Regions from separate parts of the Homo sapiens genome. Here region 1 is linked to region 2. Evidence: chromatin loops called from intact Hi-C (ENCODE). Cell type or tissue: GM12878. All regions are shown on one strand. Links, peaks and the distances in the headings refer to the core of each region. The heading gives the core; the rest is flanking DNA. Region 1 has its middle 15 kb from the start of FRMPD2. Region 2 overlaps FRMPD2 (FERM and PDZ domain containing 2).

Region 1 (2,915 bases), core at 236-2,735, 74 kb before region 2:
TGGACCCTCAGGCCCTCATCAAACCATCAGACGATTCCTGGAACCACATGAGTCACCCGAGAGAAACCACCCAGCTAAGCTGACCCACAGGGTCATGAACAAATAAAGTGGTTGTTGTGTTAAGCCAACTAACTTTATAGCCATTTGTTTCCTGGTAATAGATAGATAACTGATACAAAGTCTATCCTCAATTGGCATTCACTGGGGCCAGGAAAAAAAGGAACAGACAGAGCGAGTTAGCAGGGTTCTGGATCAGGTGCCTGATGGGATGCTGGCTCTGAAGATGTCATGCAGCTAGCACTTCAAACCCACTTCAAGGAAGGAAAGCAATTGTGTGGGGATGGAGAACCTCTATTGCTCTGTGACACAATGGGTCCCAGTGAGGCTTGGCAGTGCTCTCCTGACTGGGCACAGCAGAGTGAAGGAGGGACTCCTTTCCAGCCTGAGGTAGTGCTTATAATCCTGAGAGGGCCAGAGCATCAGTGTCCAGAACCTCTCAGCAAAGGGCACAGTGTACAGGGATGGGAGGAATTTGTGTGGCCACCTTTTGCCATAAAGCTGTCACCATGTCCCCATTCAGGTGGCCCTTTAGAGGCAGGCAGATGTGACATGTGCAGTGTGTATGGCCCTCCAGCTATGGGAGTCATGATTGGGACTGATTTGCGGCTATGTGTGGACTTTATTTGGTGGTTCCAGAAATGTGTGGGAAACATCAGCTTTCATGGACCCAAGCAAGACGGGGCTTGTGTGTGAATGGACTTTGCACTCCTGACACTGAATCCAGTGGCAGGGGGTGGGCAGGAGGAGACAGAGGATGCTCGGGTGGCAGGTACTAACTGGCCATGTATGAGACCACACATCCGGAACTTCATGCCGTCCTCATATCGACGTTATGAGATAGGCATTATTATGACTCCAGTTCAGATGAGGAAACTGGTTTAGACAGGCTGTGTAATGTGCCCAAGGCCACCCAGCTCATTCGTCTGGAGGTGAAACTCCAATCTGGCTCGAACCACTATTACATACTGTCTTCCGAGGAGTGGGTTGTTTTCCTTTTTCATTTCTAAGAATGTTTGCCTCAATTAGGCAGTGTTGTTCACTGTAGTAGTCTGTCCTCACACTGCTGTAAAGAAATACCTGAGACTGGGTAGTTTATAAAGAAAAGAGGTTTAATTGGCTCACACAGGCTGTACAGGAAGCATGGCTGGGGAGGCCTCAGGAAACTTACAATCATGGCAGAAGGTGAAGGGGAAGCAGGCATGTCTTACATAACAGGGACAGGAGGAAAAGGGCAAAGGGGGAGGTGCTGCACATTTTTAAACAACTAGATCTCGTGAGAGCTCACTCACTATCATGCAAACAGCAAGGGAGAAATCTGCCCGGTGATCCAGTCACCTCCCACCAGGCCCCCTCCTCCAGCATTGGGGATTACAACTGGACATGAGATTTGGGCGGGGACACAAATCCAAACCATATCACTCACCAAGTAGTCCTCAAGGTCACTCTGACAGAAGGACTGCGGCTGAATTTCACATTTTAGGAGGTTGGGTGGAGTTCCAGTGGTGACCACGAGGTGGTGTGGTCACCAGAAGATGCAGCGGCGTCATGTCTGCATTGTGGGATAGGGGACTGCCTTGTCCCTGTTCTCGGAAGGCCTTTCTTCTCTGCAACTTGACAAAGGCAAAGAAAAGCATCCCAGACAATGCATACCACCCCATCTCTCATTATGGCCTGCTCCCCATGTTTGGCAGAGTCCTTTAACCCAGGGGAAGAAATCATATTGACAGAGAGGTCATGACCCAAGAGAATACAAAGGATTTCTAGACTTCTGCAAAGAAATGCTTTATTGGATAAGAATTTTTTTCTTTACAGGAAGTGGCCCATTGAAGTACAGACAGAGGGGCGGTGTTCAGACCATTCCAGTGCGGAGCTGCTGAAACATGGGCCTCCTTGGCCGTTCTTCCTCCCATACTCTGTAGAGTGTACCTGACACACAGCTGATTTCAGTAAATGTTTGGATAAGTGATAACATAGACTATAATGAAAACATCAATAGTGATAACAATGAACTCATATTGAACATGTAAAATATGCCATGGATGGCCATGTATTTGTTCATTTAATTCTCACAATCATTCCATGTTAACAAACAGGTTAAGTCACTTGCCCAGGGTCCCGTGAGTAGTGGGAGAGATGAATGACTGATTGAACGATGGGGATAAATGGCATTGTTGTTGTGTGCTTTCAGGTCCAGCCTCAGTTTGTGTAACAGAAGAGTTAGGGAGAAGGGAGGCCACCGCAGGAGCCGAGAGACATGGGGAGGCAGAGTTTCTCTGACAGGTGGGCAGGCGGAGGGTGGGAAGGAGCAAGGAGGGTGGGCAGGGTGGCTATGCGTGTGGCACTGCAGCAGGGCGAGGGGGCAGGGCACCGTGTTCTCACCTCATGACCCAACAGGAGCCCAGGCAGCACCGAGTGCATGTGAGACAAACCCATTGTGGGCCATTTATGGATTAAAGCCATCTTGTTGGTTAGGGCAAATACTTGAGTGAGAAATCACGGGAAGATCGCCAGCCTCAGCTGCTTTGCAACTGGACACATCCAGAGGCTCTCCTGCCCCCTGTGATGTGGAAGGAGCCAGGACAAAGGATGTGCCCTCCTTAAGGCCCCTTCTTCAATGGTAGATAAATCACCCAAGAATGGGCCCCTTTCCCAAACTTTGCACTTCCTTTTTCAGCTGGGTGCCGGAGAGATCATTCGTTTCTTCCTAGAACTTTGTCAGCAACTGGAATGTGTTGCCACGAGAAGAAAGGCCGTAGGTGCTCAGTGTCTACAAGCTTTGCCTTGGGCGACCTTGCCCTGTGTCTGACTCCTCCTGCTCTTCTTCCTGCAGGCTCCATGTGTGCCTCTGTCTCCAC
Region 2 (2,915 bases), core at 98-2,597:
CCCGGACTGGAAGACACTACAGATAACAGTAATCCATCAGAACATCAGCAGCTGGCTTGTCAGGGGACTGTATAGTTCAATTCCCCTCTGTCCCCTCTCCTGGGACTACCCTGGTCCATGGATACTGGAACTTCACTTTCTGCCCCTGACACTGCCCCAGGGAGGCAGTGTCTCAGAGCTGGCCTGGCCCTCTTAACCTCCTCCCTGCCCTTTTGACAATCCCTGTCACTGCTTACCCTTGAACTCCTTCCTGCCCTCAGTACCCAGGCCTGGGGCCCTTTTCATGCCTAGGCCAGCTTCGGGTGGTGCTACATTGGGAAGTCCTGGGAGGAGGGTGCTCTAAGCCAGGAGTGTCCCAGTGAATCAGTTGACATTCTTGCTGTGGCCTCTGGTTCAGTAGCTATATGGCCTTGGCATGTTTTCTCTCTGAGCCTTGGCTTTTTCATCTGCAAAATGGAAAATAATCATCAATCTCTTGCAAAACTGCTGTAAGGGTGAAAGATGGCAATTCATGTGTGGTATCTAGCATGTGACAACTGCTGCTTGCAAGCTTTCCTTCTACCTCCTCCAGCATTATAGTGCTCTGATATAAAATGACACAACTGCTAACCTTCAGTCTGTAGATTCAGATACAGGATGTCAAACCTGAGTTTAACTCTAGCACTTAGAGTTGTTGGGGACAGCAGGCCAGATCCACTGGAGGCAGGTGGGAGTTTGAGTAATAGTCTCTTACTCAGACCTGGAGTCAGTCCAGCAGAGTCTCTTGCCCCAGGGTTCCAGGGGCCCAGACCTGTCTCTATGAGCCTATAATAGTCTAGGTTCTCTAGAGAAACAGAACTGATAAGATATCCATCTATTTATCATCTATCTATCTATCTATCTATCTATCTATCTATCTATCCATCATCTATGTATCTATCATCTGCCTATGTATCTGTCTATTATCTATCTGTCATCTATATGTCTTTCTGTCTGTCTATCTAGAGATGTATTAGAAGGCATTGGCTCATGTGGTTATGTAGGCTGAGAAGCCTCAAGCTGTGTAGTTAGCAGGCTGTAAACCCGGGAGGGCCAATGGTGCAGTTCCAGTCCAAGCCTGAATCCAAAGGCAAGAGAAGAACTGGCATGAAGAGAGTCAGGCAGAGAGGAGCTGCTTCTCTACAGGAGGGTCAGTCTTTTTGTTTAATTCAGTCCTTCAACAGATTGAATGAGGTACATTCACTTTAGGGAGGGCCATCTGCTTTACTCAGTCTATGGATTTAACTGTCAGTCATGTCCAAAAACACCCTCACAGTCACACCCAGAATATTTGACCAAATATCTGGGCACCCCATGGCCCAGTCAAGTTGACACATAAAATGGACCAGCACCAACACTCCATTATGGTGCTTTCCTGTGCCCGTCCAGTTTCTGACTGATCTCACCCTGCTTCTGGCTTAGTGTCATCTCATTCTCCTTCTGCTTCCCCATCCCCAGATCCTGCCAAGCCTTAACCTGTCTAGTGCCCTGAGGACATTTCTGAGGTGCTCTCTGCTGCCCCCATGTGGCCCCCAAAGGCAGACCTTTTTCCTTTCTCACGTATGTAAAGGCCAACAGGTTTACACAAACCCATTCATTTATACAACCACTTAGTCTTAATTTATGGGAGGCCTGCTCTGGGCTTGGCACCATTGAATTCTTAAATCAACCCGGAAAAGCCGGTGCTATTTACATTTGCCATTGAGAAAGTTGTGACTCTGTGAGGTTAGGTAAGCTAGAAAGAGCGCAACCAGGGCTCACTTCACATTGCTTTGCTATATGCCAGGTGCTGCAATGGACACTTCAAAGGTCATTGAGTGAGGCCTCAGAGAGGAGAGCCCCTCTCTGTGTCACTGAATGGGCAAGAGGAGAAGTCTGGCCTGTCCGCTGCCTGAGCCTCGGTGGCTGTGAAGCTGGGTGGGGGCCACCTGTTATATCTGGGAAGACTTAGTGTGGCCTCCTAAGGGGCTTATGTTTTGTTTGATAAATGGTTCTGGTGCTGAAAAAAAATAATTTGGAAACCACTGTTGTGAAAGATTGGGAGCCCCTGAAGAATTTTAAACAGGGAAGCAACATGATTACATTTGCATTTTAAAAAGGGAGACAAAGACAATTTAGTATAAAAATAAATCTCCTTAATCACATCATCACAGCAGAATAACTTTCCTCTGGGTGCATTCTCTCCCTGCCTTGATCACATGCGGGGGTTTTTACACAGTTGTGAACTTCACCACATTCAATTTGCATTCTTTCTCACTCAATGGTACATGTCCTCCGGTGGCCTTCCTAGTGATCCTCTGGATTGGCAGCCTGCCATGCCTTCCCAGTCTTCCTTCACTTCTTCATTCTTGTATTGTGGGGTATTCACCCAGTAGCACCATGTAAGTGATAACTACTATTATTATCATTTAAATTGCGTCTGATTTTTCTGTTTTATAAATGCCATAAAAATAAGTGTACTTGACCGCAGAGCTTTTTCAGTCCCATATGGACTTTTCTCTTGGATATATTCCTACCAGAAGGATCCTGGATCAAAGATCCTAAACACTTAAAAAAAGTTTTAATAGACTTTAATGTTTGGAGAATTTTTAGATTCACAGTAAATTTGAATTGAAAATACAGGGATTTTTCATATATCCCTTGCCCCTCTACATGCACAGCCTTCTCCTACAGACACCATAAAAATCCTGCACCAGAATGTACATTTGTTACAATCAATGAACCTACATTGACACACCATTACCACTGAGAGCTCATAGTTTACACTGAGGTTTACTCTTGATGTTGTACATTCTATGGGTTTTGACAAATGTATAAAGACATGTATCTACCATTATGCTATTGTTGAAGTCAAATAGAATATGGAGATGAATCTCTAAATTTAAAACAATTTATTT

What was found. Peaks named below come from ENCODE experiments on the same cell type or tissue, not always from the same donor. Only the 100,000 strongest peaks of a DNase experiment are listed, where the experiment ranks them.
Region 1: a loop joins it to region 2, with 11 times the contacts of the local background. A loop is called at or near these places in 35 of 110 quality-filtered maps.

What each region holds. Positions count from the first base shown.
Region 1 is chr10:48,288,497-48,291,411 of GRCh38, reverse strand. No RefSeq gene overlaps it. Among named protein-coding and RNA genes, the nearest start is that of FRMPD2, 15 kb to the right of the region's middle. In GM12878, for the core only: a CTCF peak has its summit at 1,584 (motif pointing right); a DNase peak (open chromatin) is centred at 1,573; H3K27ac peaks cover 233 bases.
Region 2 is chr10:48,214,277-48,217,191 of GRCh38, reverse strand. All of the region lies in intron 12 of FRMPD2 (FERM and PDZ domain containing 2), which reads left to right. Among named protein-coding and RNA genes, the nearest start is that of FRMPD2, 59 kb to the left of the region's middle. In GM12878, for the core only: a CTCF peak has its summit at 1,535 (motif pointing left); a DNase peak (open chromatin) is centred at 1,491.